Linked DNA regions of Homo sapiens: region 2 is linked to region 1. A link is an interaction called in ENCODE POLR2A ChIA-PET data of the cell type or tissue named here. Cell type or tissue: PC-9. All regions are shown on one strand. Each heading gives the region's core, and the rest is flanking DNA. Links, peaks and the distances in the headings are about the cores only.

Region 1 (10,248 bases), core at 1,187-9,186:
AGGCACGTGCAACCATGTCAGGCTAATTTTTTTTATTTTTAGTAGAGACAGGGCTTCACCATGTTGGCCAGGCTGGTCTCAAACCCCTGACCTCAGGTGATCCACCCGCCTTGGCCTCCGAAAGTGCTGGGATTACAGGCGTGAGCCCCCGTTACTCCCCGGGCGCTGTTAAGCGGCTTTGCGGCAGCCTCACACGTAGCCCTCACAACCACTAGGGACAGCGGCTTCTCACTGCTGGCTCCAACCCACAGTTAAGAAACACGTGGGTATTTACAATACATGCCCACAAATGCACAGGCAATCACATTTCCCCTGCACGCCCTGGCCCCTTCCCACACTTTCTCTTCCATTCTACTTAGGATTGCCAGATTGAGCAATACAAATACAGGACACCTGCTATTTGAATTTCAGGTAAATACTTTTTTTTTAGTGTGTTCCACCCCATAGAATATTTGGGACATACACACTTTAAAAAAGTTACTTATCTGAAATGCAGATATGACTGGGTATCCTGTAATTCACCTGGTAACCCTAGTTCTACTCCGTTTTTTTAAAACTGCTGGTTGTAACCCCCAACCCAATGTTACAGCCTTCAGTGAGTCCCAGCCCCCGCTTCCTTAGGCCAGGAGACCTGGAGTATCCCATTCCACAGGGGAAGCCACAGCTGGGAGGAATTCAGCCTCCTCCTTCCAAGGCCCACGGGTGAGCAGATTCGGATGAGCATCTCAAGGGCCTGCGGATGCCACAGGAAGAGGTTTAAAGATGTTTAAAGATGACTTCTGGCCGGGCGCAGTGGCTCACGCTTGTAATCCCAGCACTTTGGGAGGCTGAGGCGGGCGGATCACAAGGTCAAGAGATCGAGACCATCCTGGCTAATGCGGTGAAACCCCGTCTCTCCTAAAAATACAAAAAAAAAATTAGCCGGGCGTGGTTGTGGGTGCCTGTAGTCCCAGGTACTCGGGAGGCTGAGGCAGGAGAATGGCGTGAACCCGCCAGGCGGAGCTTGCAGTGAGCCGAGATCACGGCACTGCACTCCAGCCTGGGCGACAGAGCAAGACTCTGTCTCAAAAAAAAAAAAAAAAAAGACTTCTGCAGGCCGGGTGTGCTGGCTCACACCTATAATCCCAGCACCTCGGGAGGCTGAGGCGGGAGGATCACTTGGGGTCAGGAGTTTGAGACCACCTGGCCTACATGGTGAAACCCCGTCTCTACTGCAGAAATTAGCCAAGCATGGTGCTAGACACCTGTAGTCCCAGCTACTGAGGAGGCTGAGGCAGGAGAATCGCTTGAACCCAGGAGGCGGAGGCTGCAGTGAGCCAAAAAAAAACAGAAAGAAAGACTTCTGTGCACATAAATGACTAGTGGCAGTTACTTCGGTTTTAAAATATATATATTTAAGGTATTAAAGTTCTACACTTAAAAACCTAGTTTTTCCTTAAGTGTTGAAGATCAGCTTAAAAACCTGACCATGCTGTGGATAAATCCAGCCAGTTCTAACAACTGTTTACAGAGGGGCTTGTGGTTTACGTTCAGTCTCATTTACAAGCTGGTTTAAATGAGAACTCTTAAACCTTTTAAATTATATATTTAATTGCTTCAAATACTGCAATTGAATAACAAACAAAACATTCCCTAGGTCTTTGGTCCTTAAACATTGGCCACACTCCCTTTACTAAATTCCTTTTAGTTTCAAACTAAAATATCATAGGACTAAATTAAAATACTCAATTAGGCATTGCAAATCCATGTCCCTTTCTAGGTGGGTTTAGTTCCCTGTGGGTCAGAGTCACTGACTGGGAGCCAGGCCTGGAGCTAAGGACAGCCACCAGATGGCTTTTTCATGACAAAAAGGGACAAGTTTTATATTCTCCATAAAGCCAATAGGGGGCCAGGTGTGGTGGCTCAAGCCTCTAATCCCAGCACTTTGGGAGGCCAAGGCAGGAGGATCACTGGACCCCAGGAGTTCAAGACCAGCATGAGCAATGTAGCAAAACCCCATCTCTACCAAAAAAAAAAAATTAAAAATTAGCTGAGTGTGGTGGTGCACGCCTGTAGTCTCAGCTACTTGGGAGGCTACAGTGGGAGGATCGCTTGAGCCTGGAAGTTAGAGGCTGCAGTGAGCTGTGATCACACCACTGCACTCCAGCCTGGGTGACAGAGTGAGACTGTCTCAAGAAACAAAAAAAAAAAACCCTGTGTAAGGCTCCTCCACACAGTGAAGCCTTCCTGACATGCCCTGCCTGCCCCACAAAGGAATCCTTCCCTTCCCCACCAGACGGATTCTGGATCTTGTGCTCTGGACCCCTTTGCCAATGTAGTAAAAACTATAGAGCCCTTTTCAGGGTACCATTTATACAGCATAACATAAAATACATAAGGTTACAAATGAAACCAAATATATTGAAAATATTACCAAGTGTTTTTAAAACAGTAACTGGGTGATATAATGATCTTTACTGTTATTAGGCAGGTCTATGGCTGATCTAATAGCTGCTATGGGTTCAAATGGTGAGCCTCACTGACACTTCTAGATCTGCTACAACTGAAACGCAGCAGGACAATGTCTGTGATGGTAACAAACTCAGGGACCCTGCTAATACTACTCTGGTTTGTTGCCTATGTTCGTGATTAAAGAAAATGCTAGATTTCAGGTAGAAATTAGTGAGACTAAAGATACAAGTTTCCCCTGCACTCATGGAACCCCTGAATTCTGTCAACAGACCCCAGGACAGGAAGCTCTGCACCATTTCCATACCTTCTGTGAGCTCTGTTCTTCTCTGGATATTCCATCTCTCCCTGGACGATGGTGGGGGCGCTCTTGTTAAGAATGATGGCAGGACCGGACGTGGTGGCTCACTCCTGGAATCCCAGCAATTTTGGACATTGAGGCAGGCCCATCACTTGAAGTCAGGAATTCGAGACCAGCCTGGCCAACATGGTGAAACCCCGTCTCTACTAAAAATATAAAAATTAGCCAGGCTTGGTGGTAGGCAACTGTGGTGGCAGCTACTTGGGAGGCTGAGGCAGGAGAATCGTTTGAACCTGGGAGGCGGAGGTTGCACTGAGCCGAGATTGCACTGCACTCTAGCCTGGATGACAGAGTGAGATTCCATCTCAAAAAAAAAAAAAAAAAGAAAGAAAGAAAAAAAAGAAAGAAAGAATGATGGCAACCAGCGTTTGCAGAGGGCTTAGTATAGGCCAGGTACTACGAAAAGCCTTTCATATGCATTATTTTCTCCAGTCCTCCCAGCAACTATTAGCTTGGTGCAAAAGTAATTGTGGTTTTTGGCCAGGCACGGTGGCTCACACCTGTAATCCCACGACTTTGGGAGGCTGAGGCAGGCAGATTGCTTGAGGTCAGGAGTTCGAGACCAGCCTGGCCAACACAGTGAAACCCTGTCTCTACTAAAAATACAAAAATTAGCCGGGAGTGGTGGCGCATGTCTGTAATCCCAGCTACTGGGGAGGCTAAGGCAGGAGAATCGCTTCAACCCAGGATTGCGGTGAGCCGAGATCATGCCACTGCACTCCAGCCTGGGACACAGAGTGAGATCCTGTCTCAAAAAAAAAAAAAAAAAGCAAACAAAAAACAAAAGCAATTGCGTTTTTTGCCGTTGGAAGTAATGGCAAAAACAACGATTACTTTTGCACCAACCTAATAGTAGGCTTTGGATGCAGGTTAGTCTGACATTCCATTCTGCTGTTCGTCAACACCAAGCCAGTGTGTCCACATGCCTGCTTCTCCCATTAGACAGTAGCCCTTCAACAGCAGGGATGATCAGAGTCATCTTGGTGTGTGCAGCTAACACAGATGCCTGGCACAGAAGAGGCACTTGCTTTCCACCTGCTGGCTGGTCACGAAGACGATGCACACACATGCACAGACATGAGCACACAAGCACACACAGGAGTGGACCAGGCCGAGTGTGGGGGGACACACGCCTACCCTCTTTAGAGCCCAGCCATGCTGACCTCCAATCACACATCCTATTCACTCGCCTACTTCTGCTGCCACCTAACCAAACTTCCTGGCTTTCGGTATAAACAAATCCTTTCTAGAGAAATAAAGCATTCCTAGTTCACTTTTGAGAAAGGTGAGCCCCCTGGGGAACTGCAGTGCTGAGAAGTCTGGCGGGAAGGGCACATTCATGGGACTTGATGACAGGGAGGGACTGGCTGGATCTGCTTTGAGCACAGTCCAACCATCTTTATAGTTCATCACAACCAGCCTTTAAAATGCTTCGGGAACATCAGGATAGTGATCACCAGCAGGGCACCGAGCACAGGGCGTAAAGGGGGCTTCTGAGAGGGGGTGTGATGTTCTGTTTCCCGATGTGGGTGCCAGTTCCTCCAAAGTGGTCGGTGTATGAGTGGTCATGGGGCCACACTTAGGTACCTGCGGTTCTCTGTATGTATTTCATATTCCAATACAAAGCTCCAAAAATTGCTTCAGAAGTCAGTTAAGCTTCTCTTCCTCCAGATTCCAAACTCATATGCCAAAAGTTCATTTCTCTGCAGGCCAAAATGGAGCAGCCTTTTATAAACAGGCTTCCTAGAGTTTTGCCCCAAAATATTCCTGTATCCCAGCAGCAAGCACCCTGATGCCCACCCAGTGGTCTGTATCTGTGTCAACCAGCGGTTCTCAGCCTGGCCTCATCCAGGGCCTGAAGCCTACTACAGAACCCCCAGCAGCACGTGGGGTGCACAGCAAAGATCAGCCCTGGACACAGCCGGGTGCTCAGGGCGGGGTGAGGGGGCAGGAGGCAGGACGCAGGAGGTGAGCTGTCCGGGCGGGGCAGGATGAGGGAGTCCTGCATTGCAGAGCTAAGGGGGAGAATCATCAGCACCCTAATTAGCTCTTGATGGCTTCCAAAGCCTTTTAAGTCCTTTTTTTTTTTTTTTTTTTTTATCCCTACAAGAACTCTGAGTGGTAAACAGGACAAGTAACATAATTCCCAGGATACAGGTAAGGACACTAAAGCCCAACCCAAACTGGTGGGTAGCAAGGCCAGGCCCAAACCCAGAGCTCTGGGCTCTAAGCCAGCACCTACTCCCCAACACAGAAAGGAGGTGGGAGCAGCCGGGCCCTAGCCAACCACTCCCGGCCCCTTGGCAGATCAGGCAGAGTGAGGGCACAGGAGGGAGAGAAGACCTCTATGCAGACCAGTGCAGCCAGGCAGGGGTGAGGAGCCCCTGCCACCACCACCAAAGACAAAACTGAGCCTCGATCCAATGCAGACTCCAGGAAATATGGGGCAGGTCCATGACCTTGTGAGAAGGGAATCAGTCAAATCCAAAATGTGGGACATGTACGGGACAACTGACCCAGTTTCTTTAATGAGTCAATGGCATTAAACTAAGGAGGGGTGACAGTTCTAAATTAAAAGACACTTTCAAAGGACCTCAAGACGGCAGTGCATACCGTGAGCAGATCTTATTTAGATCCTGATTTAAGTAACTCAACTATAAAAAGACGTTTTTTTGAACAGAGCAATTTAATTTGGTACTTGGTACATTTAATGTGGCAGTTGGATATTCAATGATATTAATCTTCAATTTACCAGCAGGGTCCAGTGAGTTCTTTTTTTTTTTTTTTTTTTTTTTTTTGGAGACAGAGTTTCACTCTTGTTGCCCTGGCTGGAGCGCAGTGGCACAATCTTGGCTCACTGCAACCTCTGCCTCCCAGGTTCAAGTGATTCTCCTGCCTCAGCCTCCTGAGTAGCTGGGATTACAGGCATGCAACACCACACTCAGCTAATTTTTTTGTATTTTTAGTAGAAGTGGAGTTTCACCCTATTGGTCAGGCTGGTCTTGAACTCCTGACCTCAAGTGATCTGCCCGCCTCAGCCTCCCAAAGTGCTGGGATTATAGGCGTGAGCCACCACTCCTGGCCTATTTTTATTTTTTTAGTTTACTTTTTGAGTAGTTCTAGCACTGTATAAGGATTAATAGTTTGTGAATTTTATTCTGTCTTAGAGACCTTCTACAGAACAAAACCCATTCTGTCTTGCAATTCCTACAGGGATTGGTTCAAGCCTTTTGTAAATCTAAGATATATTTTGGAATCAGGAATCTTATTTTTCCTGTATCTTGAAATATTTTTCTATTTCATCATCCTGAGAATTATTTCATCATCACTCATTTAAGTATTTCCAGTTATGCTAAAAGAGACTAAAATAACAAAAAAATGAAAAGCTGATGCACTTGCCTAAAAAGCAGAATGAAATAAACCATCTCTGCCACAGTATCCTTCCGTTTTCTCACTACATTGCTAACAGTATTGCATCAACTTTCAAGAAGGTAGAAGATAATTCTGGAGATGACAGGCTTTCCTTTGTTTCACTCTTATTGAACAATACAATCAAGCATTCTGAATTTTTCATTTTTCACCCATAACAGCAAGGAGAAGAAAGTTGACTGAGGGAGACATTCATAATTATAGGCAATTAGAAGCGGGGGAAGGCCCAACACAGTGGCTCATGCCTGTAATTCCAGCACTTTGGGAGGCTGAGGTGGGCGGATCACTTGAGGCCAGGAGTTTGAGACCAGCCTGGCCAACATGGCCAAACCCATCTCTACTTAAAATACAAAAATGAGCCAGGCGTGATGGTGAATGCCTGTAATCCCAGCTACTTGGGAGGCTGAGGTGGGAGGATTGCTTGAACCTGGGAGGCAGAGGTTGTGGTGAGCTGAAATCACACCACTGCACTCCAGCCTAGGAGACACAGCAAGCCTCCATCTCAAAAAAAAAGAAAGAAAAGAAGAAGAAGAAGAAGAAGCAGCTAGGGGAAGGCCAAGCTCCATGGCTCAGGCCTGTAATCCAGCACTTTGGGAGGCTGGGGTGGGTGGGTTGCTTGAGCCTAGGAGTTCGAGACCAGCCTGGGCAACATGACAAAACCCCACCTCAAAAAAAAAAAAAAAAGAAAGAAAGGAAGGAAGAAAGGAAGGAAGGAAAAGAAAAATTGTCCAGGTGTGGTGGTGCATGCCTGTAGTCCCAGATACTCCAGAGGCTGAGGTGGGAGGATTGCCTGAGCCTGGGAGCTAGAGGCTACAGTGAGCTATGATCACACCACTGCACTCCAGCCTGGGTGACAGAGCAAGACCCTGTCTCTTTAAAAGAAAAAAATATATATATATATGGTAGAAGGGACAGACAGCCACTCTGTCCCATTAGCCAGAGGCTAATGATGATGGTGAAATCAATCAAATGGGATAAATTTCAGTGAGCATTCAGATGACCATATCCCAGACAAATTTTCTCAAATCCATATTTCTAATGACACAAAAAATTTGCATTCAATTAACAGGCAAGACTTCACTCAATATTTTGTAATAAGAACTTGGACCACTGCATTTTTTCTAAAAGGATGTATGATGGTATACTTTCACATTTTTTGATGTTTGTGAACAAAATGGGATACATTTCATAAGTGGACAAATGCCAAAAGCAGGTGTTTATACAAAGATACTGAGAGGAAATAGATAATGCAAAATTTTAAATTAATTGATCATTCTAATGGGTGTTTATAGATCAAAAAATGAAAATGTTTTGCAATCATGGAACAAAGAAAATGGCCACACTGTCTCCAACAAAATTGTAAGTGTCAACGATTTCAAAAAGTTCATCCAAATATCACATTTTGACAACATCAGTGCAAGAAGAAGGAAAAGTAATGTTAGCTTAGACACCCCTAGAAGTGCAGTTGAAACCTGGAATTAGCACTTTTAAGGTGGATGAGTTCCAGGCTCATGCAAGGCAGGTGATAAGTAGCCAGTTGCATTCAAAGGATGCTACCAATATACCTTCAAAATCACAAACATGGAATAAAAAGTTCAGTTTGCTATGTCTTCATTCTAAAATGTCTAATGAAGTTGTATTTCACCATCCCTTTATTCTTACTTCTGCAAATGACCAACAGGGACGCCTCAGAGATACTGCAGGTTCTGTTCCAGACCACTCAATAAAGCTAATACTACAAGAAAGTGAGTCACAGTTTCCCAGTGCATATAGAAGTTATGCTTACGTTATAGTATAGTCTATTTATAGTCTATTAAGTGTGCAATAGCATTGTGTCTAAAAAAACAAAGTACATACCTTAATTTAAATATTTTTATTTCTGGCTGGGTGCAGTGGCTCACACCTATAATCCCAGCATTTTGAGAGGCTGAGGCAGGAGGATCATTTGAGGCCAGGAGTTTGAGACCAGCCTGGCAACACAGAGAGATCACATCTTTATATATATATATATAATTGCTAAAAAACATGCAGACAATCACATGAACATTCAGTGAGTGGTAATCATCTTGCCGGTGGGGGTCTTGGCTCAATGTTGATGGCTGCTGACTGATCAGGGTGGTGGCTGCTGAAGGTTGGGGTGGCCATGGCAATTTCTTAAAATAAGACAGCAACGAAGTTGGCTGCATAAAGTGACTCTTCCTTTCATAAAAAAATTTCTCTGCAGCATACAATGCTGTTCGATAGCATTTTATCCACCGTAGAACTTCTTTGAAAATTGGAGTCCATTCTCTCATACCCTGCCACTGCTTTATCAACTGAATTTATGTAATATCCTAAATCCTGTGCAGTCATTTCAACAATGTTCACAGCATCATCACTAGGAGTAGTTTCCATCTAAAGAAACCACTCTCTTCGCTCATTCATAAGAAGCAACTCCTCATCTGTTCAAAGTTTTCTCATGAGATTATAGCAATTCAGTCACATCCTCAGGCGTCATTTCTAATTCCAGTTCTCTTGCTATTTCCACCACATCTACAGCTCTTTCCTCCACTGAAGTCTCAAACCCCTCAAAGTCATCCATGAGGTTGGAATCAACTTCTTCCAAACTTTTGTCAATGTTGGCTGGGCGCAGTGGCTCATGCCTATAATCCCAGCATTACAGGAGGCCGAGGTAGGTGGATCACTTGAGCTCAGGGGTTCGAGACCAGCCCAGCCAAAAAATACAGAAATACAAAAATTAGCCAGGTGTGATGATAGGCACCTGTAGCTACTCGGGATGCTGAGCTTGGAGAATCATTTGAGCCAGGGAGGAGGAGGTTGCAGTGAACTGAGATTGCGCTGTTGCACTCCAGCATAGGCAATGGGAATGAAACCCTGTCTCAAACAAAACAAACAAACAAACAAACAAAAAACCCAATCAAACTCTTGTCAATGTTTGTTGATATTTTGACTTCTTCCCATGAATCACAAATCTTCTTCATGGCATCTAGAATGGTGAATCCTTTCCAGAAGTTTTTCAGTTGACTTTGCCCAGATCCACCAGAGGAATCACTATCTATTGCCTTATGAAATGTATTTCTTAAATAACAAGACTTGAAAGTCAAAATCACTCTTTGCAGAGTGGACGTTGTGTGAGGAGGCATGAAAACAATATTAATCCCCTTGTACATCTCCATCAGAGCTTTTGGGTGACGAGGTGCATCGTCTATGAGCAGTAATATTTTGAAATAATTTTTTTTTTTTTCTGAGCAGTAGGTCTTACCAATGGACTTAAAATATTCAGAAAACCACACTGCAAACAGATGTGCTGTCATCCGGGCTTTATTGTTCTATTTATAGAGCAGAGGTAGAGTCAATTTAGCATATTCTTTTTGTTTGTTTGTTTATTTTGAGATGGAGTCTCACTCTGTCACCCAGTCTCGAGTGCAGTGGCACAATCTCAGCTCACTGCAACCTCCACCTCCCGGGTTCAAGCAATTCTTCTGCTTCTGCCTCCCCAGTAGCTGGAACTACAGGCACGTGCCACCACACCTGGCTAATTTTTTTTGTATTTTTAGTAGAGATGGGGTTTCACCATATTGGCCAGGCTGGTCTCAAACTCCTGACCTCATGATCCACCCACCTCAGCCTCCCAACGTGCTAGAATTACTGGCGTGAGCCACCACGACTGGACATTTTTTTGGAGGGGGGGTCGGGGGGCTATGGGGTCTTGCTCTGTTACCCAGGCTTTAATGCAGTGACACAATCTCAGGTCACTGCAGCCTCTGCCTCCCAGGTTCAAGAAATTCTCCCACCTCAGCCTCCCGAGTACCTGGGATTACAGGGGTGCACCATCATGCCTGGCTAATTTTTGCATTTTTAGTAGAGATGGGGCTTCGCTATGTTGGCCAGGCTGGTCTTGAACTCCTGATCTCAAGTGATCTGCCCACTTCGGCCTCCCAAAGTGCTGGGATTACAGGCGTGAGCCACCACGCCCGGCCAATTTAGCATATTCTTAAGTGTCCTAGGAT
Region 2 (10,248 bases), core at 1,407-9,406, 77 kb after region 1:
TATTTATTTATTTATTTGAGATGGAGTCTCACTCCGTCACCCAGGCTGGAGTGCAGTAGCATCATCTCGGCTCACTGCAACCTCTGCCTCCCCGGCTCAAGCCATTCTTGTGCCTCAGCCTCCCGAGTAGCTAGGATTACCGGCATGTGCCACCACGCCCTGCTAATTTTTGTATTTTTAGTAGAGACAGGGTTTCACCATGTTGCCCAGGCTGGTCTCAAACTCCTGGGCTCAAGCGATCTGCCCTCCTCAGCCTCCCAAAGTGTTGGGATTACAGGTGTAAGCCACTGTGCCCAGCCACCACTACCCTGATTTTTGTGTTTTTCATCCCCTTGTGTTTTTTTCAATAGTTTCATTCTATACGTTTGCATCTTTAAACAGTATGTTGTTTGGTTTTGCACGCTTTCATTTCTGAATCACGCTATGTGTATTCTAAGAATTGCTCTGGTTTTTTAAATAATATCTCAAGATTATGATACTGAGATGCATTCACATTGTGTGTAGCTGTAAAAATTATTCTCTCTGTTATATACTATTTCTTTGTGCTAATATGCCATTTTCTGTATTCGTACGGATAATGGACATTTGAATTGTTTCCAGTGTGTTTCTATAACAAACTGTAGTGTTACGACTATTCTTATACATGTTCCCGTGCATATGTTTGAGAGTTGTTTTTTTTTTTTTAGAAACTGATGTCTATTTTCCATCAACCTTATTTCCATGTTGCTGAAGAGCCCGTGCAAGAACAGCTTAAGACTATTCAGTGGTTGCTCCTACCCCTTCAGTGGCCTGAGCAGTGGGAGCTGCAGACCAGTCTTCCGTGGCAGGCTGAGCCCTCCAGTCTTCAGTAGGGAACTTCTGAATAGGCACAGAGGGCACCTAAACGCCGTCAGACCAGTCTGCAACCTCAGGCTGAGTAGCAGCTGAGGAGCTGGAGCAGTCCATTCACCCTGAAATTCCTCTTTCGTCTCAGCCTTTTCAGCAGCAGCCTGCTCTTCTTTTTTAATCTCTTGAGGATCTCTGTAGAAGTAGAGATCAGGCATGACCTCCCACGGGTGTTCACGGGAAACGGTGCCACGCATGCGCAGAACTTCCCGAGCCAGCGTCCACCACATCAAACCCAATGAGTGAGCTCCCTTGTTGTCACATGGGATGGCAATGTCCCCATAGTGCAGAGGAGAATCTGTGTTACACAGAGCAATGGTAGGTAGGTTAACATAAGATGCCTCCATGAGCGGCCGGTGGTCAGCCCTGGGGTCAGTAACCACAAGAAGCCGTGGCTCCCGGAAGGCTGCCTGGATCTGGTTAGTGAAGGTTCCAGGAGTGAAGCGGCCAGCAACTGGAGTGGCTCCAGTGGCAGCAGCAAACTTCAGCACAGCCGTCTAGCCAGTATTCCTGAATGATATGGCACTAACATCAGCAGGGTTTTCAATGGCAACAATGGCACGAGCTGCCAGCAGAAGCTTCTCCCAGGTCCTCCTCAGATTTATGATGTAGATGCCATCACTTTTCCTTTTACAGATGTACTGTTCCATCTGGAAGTTAAGCTTGGTGCCACCTAAGTGGGTTCCTGCCACAAGGAACTTAAGGACATGCTCCTCCTTCATTTGCAGGACATCAAAAGCTCCGGACCTTGTGAAAGTTTCCCTTTAAGTTACAGTGAGAATCCAGAACAACGCCGTATGGACCCCTCTGTGGGTAGCGCGGAAAGCGGGAGTTTCTGTTTTTTTCTCTTTTTTTTTTTTTTTGAGATGGAATCTTACTCCGTCACCCAGGCTGGAGTGCAGTGGCGCCATCTCGGCTCACCACAGCCACCGCCTCTGAGGTCCAAGTGATTCTGCCTCAGCCTCTCGAGAAGCTGGGATTACAGGCGTGGGCCACCATGCCCAGCTAATTTTTTTGTATTTTTAGTAGGGAAAGTGTTTCACCATGTTGGCCAGGCTGGTCTTGAACTCCTGACCTCAGGTCATCCACGCCTCGGCCTCCCAAAGTGTGAGGTTATAGGCATGAGCCACTGTGCCCAGCCGAGAGTTTCTTTAGGGCAAATATTTTGGGTGGAATTGCTCAGTTGTAGGGGCCACACAACTTCAACTTTAATTGCTAATGTCAGATTGTTGTCCAAAATGTCAATTTTACTGGCTTTTGCCAAAGAACTAAGTTTTGGCTTTGTTGAGTATGTGATCTTTGCACTGTGCTTCACTATTTTCTGCTCTTACCTTGAACTTACACTCCCAAGCAGGGTCTAAGAGTGCCCACTGAAGCCAGGGGCAGCAGCTCATGCCTGTAATGCCAACACTTTGGGAGGCTGAGGCTGAGAATTGCTCGAGCCCAGGAGTTTGAGACCAGCCTGGGAAACATAGTGATATCTCATCTCTACAAAAAACAATTTAAAAAAAATTAGCCAGGTATGATGGCTCATGCCCATAGTGCTAGTTACTTGAAGGTTGAGACAGGAAGATTGCTGGAGCCTAGGAGTTCGAAGCTGCAGTGAGCTATGATCATGCCATTGCACTCCAGCCTGGGTAACAGAGTGAGACCCTGTCTCTAAAAGACAATAAAAAGTTCCCATTGTTCCATATTCTCAGCAGCACTTGATATTGTCAGACTTTTTCATTTTTGCCAATCTGGTGGCCAGTACATGGTAACTTATTATGGTCTTTGCGCTATAGATTGTTTGTGTCCATCCAAATTCATATGTTGAAAACTAAACCCCAGCTGGGCACAGTGGCTCAGGCCTATAAACCCAGCACTGGGATGCTCAGATTGGAGGATCACTTGAGCCCAGGAGTTCAAGACCAGCCTGGGCAACATGGTGGAAACCCGTCTCTACAAAAAATATAAAAAAATTTGCTGGGCATGGTGGTGAGTGCCTGTAGTTCTAGCTGCCTGGGAGGCTGGGGTGGGAGGATCACCTGAGCCTGGGAGATTGAGGCTGCAGTGATCCATGATAGCCCCACTGTACTCCAGCGACAGGGTGAGACTCTGTCTCAAAAAAAGAAAACTGAACCCCAGTGTTTGATGGTATCGAGAAGTGAGGCCTTTGGAAGGTAATGAGGTCAGGAGGGTGGATCCCTCCTAGAAAAGAGCCCCAGAGAGCTCATTCGCCCCTTCTGCCATGTGAGGACACAGTGAGATGATGGCTATCCATCTGTGAACACAAAGCCAGCCCTCACCAGACACTATGTCTGCCAGGGCCTTGATCTTGGATTTCCCAGCCTCCAGAACTGTGGAGAATAAATTTTTGCTGTTTTTAAGCCACCCAGTCTACGGTAGTTTGTTATAGCATCCAAAATGGACTGAGATAGCTTGCATTTGCAATAACAGACGACTTTAAGTATTTGTTCTTATTATTTATCAACCCCCAAGTGCCTGTTGTTGACTTTTGCCTATATTTCTATTGGGTTGTTGATCTTATTAAATTATAGATCTTTCTTTCTTTCTTTCTTTCTTTTTCTTTCCTTGTAATGGAGTTTTGCTCTTTTTGCCCAGGCTGGAGTGCAATGGCATGATCTCGGCGCACTGCAAACTCTGCCTGCCAGGTTCAAGTGATTCTCCTGTCTCAGCCTCCTGAGTAGCTGGGATTACAGGTGCACACCACCACACCTGGCTAATTTTGTATTTTTAGTAGAGGTGGGGTTTCACCATGTGGGGCAGGCTGGTCTCGAACTCCTGACCTCAGGTGATCTGGCCTCCCAAAGTGCTGGGATTACAGGTGTGAGCCACCGTGGCCAGCCAATTATAGACATTTCTTATATGGTATGGATTTAAATCCTTATCAGTTATAACTTCTCCCAGTTTGAGGCCTGCGTTTTTACCCTCTTTATGGTGTTTTTGAAAAACATAAACTGTTAAAAAAGCTTTAACTGTGTATTCCTTTGCAGCTTTTTATTTTGCACTATGTGTACTGAGGAACAAAAGAAAAAAATGAAATTTGAGACCAGACGTGGTGGCTCATGCCTGTAATCCCAGCACTTTGGGAGACCGAGGCAGGCAGATCACAAGGTCAGGAGATCGAGACCATCCTAGCTAACACGGTGAAACCCTGTCTCTACTAAAAATACAAAAAATTAGCCGGGCATGGTGGCGGGTGCCTGTAGTCCCAGCTACTCGGGAGTCTGAGGCAGGAGAATGGTGTGAACCCAGGAGGCGGAGCTTGCAGTGAGCCGAGATCGCGCCACTGCACTCCAGCCTGGGTGACAGAGTGAGACTCCATCTCAAAATAAATAAATAATAAAAAGAAAGAAATTTGAATTAAAACCAAAGAGCTTAGTCTGTATCACCCTCCCCTGATTAAATTTTTAAATTACAGTTCTCCTGTCCTGAAATTATATTATGCATGAGTTCTGCTATGTGTGTCCTGTGACCTGAGAGTGGGCAAGAACTTTCTCTGTTCACAGCTATGTCCTCAATGCTTCAAACATAGCTTTGCCCAAAGTAGGTGCTCAATAAACACTGTGGATGGAAGGAACAAAGGAAGGAGAGAGGAGTAGCGGGGCAGCCACCGAAGGCTGATGTGGCTTTTCATGACTCCACCCAGTGAGGCCCAACTGGCTCCAAGGGTAGGGCAGCAGCCTAAGGAATGGAGGAAATGGTCTTTCCTCAAGCAGAGCTTAGACTTTATTGTCTTGGAAAAACCTGTTTGTATTTGGGAGATGTGCTTACTTTAATAGGTCAACCCTGCAATAATGGGCAGGTCTGAGGCTCCAGGAGTGCTGGGGTAGTCTATTCACCCCCTTATTCTTTCTCTCTATCCTTTTTTACCCACCTGCCTTGCAGCCAGTGGGTGTCAGAGCCAGCAGCAGACTGGAGTCTAAGGGCACTGCTTTCTGTCCGTGAGCTTGAGAAGGCTTCTTGCCCTTCTGAATCTCCAAGTCCTTGCCTGCAAAGCACAGGCAATGATAAAAACACTAACGCCTTATCTGGTGTTGCAGGATCCCTTACCAAGGGCTTCTACGTCTCCTATCGTGAGCTCAGTACTCAGTGAGGTAGGCAAAACTGGAGGAGGAAACCGGGGAGGAGGAGTGAGTCTCTAACTCCCCACGCTGTGTGGCCTAATAAGCCTTGATCTGTGTTCTACAGACTCTGAGCTCTGTGCTCCTCTCTGGGGAACAGGTGGAAAGGGCAGCCCTCCAGGAGGTGGTGAGTCCTCTGAGCTTTGGAAGGGTGGACTCTGCACCTGCTGCGCTGGTGCTCTCTGGGAATTTTCTCCACGGACCTCCAGAGCAACTGTGAGTGGTAGCTGTTACCATTCCCATTTGACTGGTTCAGAAACCTTGCCTGAGGGACATGAAGTCACTTGCCCAAGGTCCCCCAGCATTCAGCGTCATAGTCAGAGTTCAAACTCCAAAGCCCTTGCCTCTGCCTCACCACTGTGGTCTCCCTAGACCTTTAGATATAGTTCCAGACAGTGGGTTTTCCCAGCTCAGAGCAGAGTGGGTCATGGGACAGGGCAGGCTCCAGAGGGCTACGCTACCAGAATCTGGTAATGACAACTGTGTATGTGTGCGTGAGAGGCGGCTGACCGATCTAGATGGGGACTGACCGATCTAGAACTAGATGGGGATCAATCATCTTCAGCAGATCCGAGAGCTGGAGAATTACTGCAGGGGCAAATGGCTCTTTCTCTCCTGCATCCCCCAGGGCCATCTCTACACTGCGGTGAAGCATGGGACGTGGTAAAAGGACACCTTTGAGCTGTGGGAAAAGCTGACACGATTTTTCAGAATAGTGTGTTTAGGAAGGCGGGGGCGCCCATGTTCTTCCCGAGAGGCGTTCCATCCAGAGCTATCTGGAAAGGCTGGGGTACTGGAAGCCAGAAGGTGGAGAATCACTGATGCAGCTCTACTGAGTTTTCAGCTGGGCCCCACCCACACTGACCTAAGCACAGGAGGTTCGAGGGCTCTCCACTGACCAGGAATGAAAGGATCAATTGCAGAGTTTCGGCCTTGGAGCCCAGTCCTGGCTCTCCCTTTGCTTGCTCCTGACGTTGGAAGAGTTACAGCCCCTCCTGAGTCTCAGTCAGTCGCCTCTCACGTGCCCATTGACGTCTCACAGGCTGTTGGAGAGTTAGGGGGTCCTAGCATAGGTGTCTTGTGCCAGGTACACAGCTGGAGCTCAATAAATGTACTGTGACCTCAGGCAGGAAAAGCCAAGGAGGGGCGGGCCACCCTGGGGGCTGGTCTGCAGAGTCTTCAGGGAAGAAGCCAGGACAAGGACAAGGACCCTGGATGAGGACAGGATGAGAGGATGGCTGCATAACAGCAGGGAGGCTTTGGGCAGGCAGGGGAGCCTTTCCAGGTGAGTGAATGGCAGGAACACAATCTTGGAAGTGAGAATTCCTGGGGTGCCTTCTGGGCCTTGAAGCAGGGCTCACAGAGGGCAACAGGACCCCGCTGGAGTGAAGAAGGGGACTGGAGGGTAAATTAAAAGAATAGCAGCTTGTCTGCCCTCATCCCCGGTGTGGGGGGAGCAGCCTGGCATGGAGTCCAAATGGACCTCATATTTCCCAAAGACTCAAAGCATCTGGGGCCTACCTGGAATGTCCCAGGAACACCTACTGCCCGGCCCCTCCTCTTTCCCCTCACCAAGCATGATGACTGCAATGTCTCATAATTATCACACTCTGCTTTTCTCCATCTCTGTGGCTTTACATATTCTCAGTGTTCAGCTCTTGGTCTGCAACATATCTGCGTACAAACACGCACACACACACACACACACACACACACACACACACACACACACACTGAGGAATGGCTCCCGGGTCCCAGTAGTTCCCACTCTCTGGTAGAGGAGTTGTGTTTGTGAGGGCTGTGATGGGGTGACAAGCCTGCAGCAGCCTTTCCATGTTCGTCCAAACTAGATGTGGTGCAGAGAGCACAGGCCTGTGGATCAGCAGATGTGACACTTAGCATGATGGTACTGGTTAGGATCAAGCTAGGCAGTAACACACAACCCAACTGTAGTGGGTGCAACAAGCAGGTGCTTATTTTTTTGCAGAAGAAATCAGGAGGATGGCAATCTCACTGCTAGTGCAGGTGCTTGAAGCTGCCATCGGGGACCCAGATACTTTCTGGTGATAGTGTATATGGGGGGCGTCTGCTGGAGCTTGGGAGATTTGGACCCCCATTCTGGCTCTGTTGCTAACTAGTTGTGCAGCTTCAGACAAAGCTTCTGAAGCTTTGACTTCATTTCTTTATTTGTTTTTAAAATTGCAGGCTGAGTATAGTGGCTCCTGCCTGTAATCCCAGCACTTTGGGAGGCTAAGGTGGGAGCATTGCATGAGGCCAGGAGTTCGAGACCAGCCTGGGCAAAATGGCAAACCCTCATCTGTACAAAAAAAAAAAAAAAATACAAAAAATTAGCTAGGCATGGTGGTACATGCCTGTGGACCCAGCTACTTTGGAAACTAAGGCAGGAGGATCACTTGAGCCCCGAAGTTTGAGGCTGCAGTGAGCTGTGATTGTGCCACGGCACTCCAGCCTGGGTGACAAAGTGAGGCCCTATCTCAAAAATGAATAAATAAAATTGTGGTAACAACATATAACATAAAACCATCTTAACCATCTTAACCATTTTTAAGTGTACAGTTTAGTGGCATTGAGTACATTCATACTGTTGTGCAATCTGTCCTCATGTCTCTTTTCTTTCCAAACGGAAACTCTCCCTATTAAGCAAGAACTCTCTATTTCCTCCTCCCCACTGGCACCACCATTCTGCTTTCTGTCTCAATACATTTGACTGCTCCAGGTAACTCATAGAAGAGGGATCATACAGAATTTGTCCTTTTGTGTTTGACTTATTTCACTCATCATAATGTCCTCAAGTTTCATCTGTGTTGTAGCTAATGTCAGAATTTCCCCTCTTTTTAAGGTTGAATAATATTCCATTGTATGGACATACCACATTTTGTTTAGCCATTCATCTATGGATGGACACTTGGTTTGCTTTCACATTTTAGCTATTGTGAATAATGCTGCCATGAACATGACTGTGCAGATATTTCCTTGAGACTGTGTTTTCAATTCTTTTGGGTATCTATCTGGATGTGGGATTATTAGATCCTATGGTAATTCTATTTCTAATTTTTTTCAAGAAGCATAATACTGCTTTCCATAGAAGCTGCACCATTTTACATCCCCACCAACAGTGCACAGTTTCCAATTTCTCCACGTTCTTGCCAAAATTTGTTATTTTCTGCTTTTTTGGTAGCAGCTATCCTAATGGCTTTGAGACTCAGTTTCTCGTCTGTCCCACAGGGACATAGTAGGGCTAGATTATCTCTAGCTTCTGATGTCTCATGGTGCCTTCCTTCTTGCCATGAAAGTAAGTATTGCTTATGCACATATACATCTTAGTAAATTTAGTTATATCTTTTCAGCTTGGGGCCCCAAGGTAGAAACTATTTTAATATGAAGACAGGAAACAAGAAATATGAAAAGGGATTGAAGAAGGCATTCCAAGGACAACTTCCAAACCCTCCTCTCTATTCCTTCCAGACCATAGATGCACATAATTCTGGGCCACAGAGAGTCCTTTGGACAGAACAATACTTTACTGTTTCTTCTCTTCCTCTCCTTTTCTTTTTTGCTTGTAATTCACACACCCAGGTGGCTAGGCGCAGTGGATCACACCTGTAATCCCAGCACCTTGGGAGGCAGAGATGGGAGGGTTGCTTGAGGCCGGAAGTTCAGTCTGGGCAAGACTTGGTCTCTAAAAATAAATTACCTAGGTATGGTGGTGCATACCTGTAGTCCTAGCTATTCAGGAGGCTGAGGCAAAGAATCACTTGAGCCCCGGAGTTCAAGGCTGCAGTGAGCTATGATCACACCACAGTGCCCCAGCCTGGACAAGAGAGCAAGACCCTGTCTGGCTCAAGCAACAACAAAGGAAGGAAGGAAGAAGGAAGGAAGGAAGGAAGGAAGGAAGGAAGGAAGGATGGATGGAAGGGAGGGAGGGAGGGAGGGAGGAAGGAAGGGGAAAAAGAGAGAGGAAGGGAGGGAGGGAGGGAGGAAAGAGAGAAAAAGGCAGGCAGGCAGGGCAAGAAAGAGACAAAGAGAAAGAAAGAAAGAGAGAAAGAAAGAAGAAAAAAGAAACACACACACCCATCTCCCACTCTTTATAGTGTCATGATGTCATTTAACATAAGTGCAAGGAAAAGTTCAAGGCGTTTAATTCTAGCTTTTACAAAACCCAGAAGCATCTTGAGTTAAGTACTATTATCTTCATTTCCTAACTTTTGGCATTCGCTGACTCATTATTTCATATGTGGCTTGGGTGAGAAAAGCATCTGGGTGGCAACCTCCTCCCCCAGCTACTTCTCTGGCCAATGGGGACTGTTCTGAACTTCCCATACACTTTCTCGCAGCTTCTGCCTGAGGCTGAAACCCTTTCTGGGGTGTTTTCCCAACTGTCATCAGGATGGGATGCAGAACCAGGTGCCATGCTCTGTCCAAACCCTGCCTGGCTCCGGCCTTCTGCAGTCTCACTTCTCACCGCTCACTCTCCTGATATTTACCCAGACCCACCGTGTGGCTTCTCATTGCGGTGCTCATCAGGCCATCCTTCTGCTTGAACTGTCCTTTCTACCCATCCTCCCACAGCTAACTCTGCTCATGCTTTTAGACTCAGCATAAACATCCTCTCCCCCAGGAAGCCTTCCCTGATCCAAACCCCCGAGTTGAGCTAAATGTCCCTGCTTGGGTCTCCCACAACACTTATGCTCACCCCGTCTTATCATAACCAACATTGCAGTTGAAGTGTGTGAAGCACACATTTAACTAATGGAATTCCACTAACTCCTCTTGGCCAGAAGGAGAAAGAGAATAACTTTATTTATTTATTTACTTATTTATTTATTTCTGAGGCATGTTCTTGCTCTGTCTCCCAGGCAGGAGTGCAGTGGGCATCATCCTTCTGCCTTTTTTTTTTTTTTAAGTTTTTGTAGAGACAAGGTCTCACTCTGTTGCCCAGGCTGGTCTCCAACTCCTGGGCTCAAGTGACCCTCCCACCTCAGGCCCCCAAGTAGCTGGGATTACAGATGTGCATGCCGTCTCCCTATTCACATTTTATTTTACTTTATTTTGTTTTTTGAGACGCAGTCTTGCTCTGTTGCTCAGGCTGGAGTGCAGTGGGCTGATCTTCGCTCACTTCAACTCTGCCTCCCAGGTTCAAGAGATTCTCTCACCTCAGCCTCCTTAGTAGCTGGGACTACAGGCACACACCACCGTGCTTGGTTAATTTTTTGTA

What was found. Peaks named below come from ENCODE experiments on the same cell type or tissue, not always from the same donor. Only the 100,000 strongest peaks of a DNase experiment are listed, where the experiment ranks them.
Region 2: POLR2A ChIA-PET joins it to region 1 with 7 read pairs; 4 of 35 experiments call an interaction of 5 or more read pairs at or near these places.

Annotation. Positions count from the first base shown.
Region 1 is chr14:103,296,950-103,307,197 of GRCh38, forward strand. It overlaps LOC105370686 (a long non-coding RNA gene), which reads right to left. Exons shown (of 3, transcript XR_944246.2): 2 at 2,756-2,955. Among named protein-coding and RNA genes, the nearest start is that of EIF5, 32 kb to the right of the region's middle. RefSeq lists an enhancer at 4,897-5,397. In PC-9, for the core only: CTCF peaks have their summits at 1,949 and 2,152; a DNase peak (open chromatin) is centred at 4,818; H3K27ac peaks cover 1,428 bases.
Region 2 is chr14:103,373,283-103,383,530 of GRCh38, forward strand. It overlaps the pseudogene RPSAP5. Among named protein-coding and RNA genes, the nearest start is that of MARK3, 7.0 kb to the right of the region's middle. In PC-9, for the core only: no CTCF peak of the experiment used is centred there; DNase peaks (open chromatin) are centred at 4,599 and 7,679.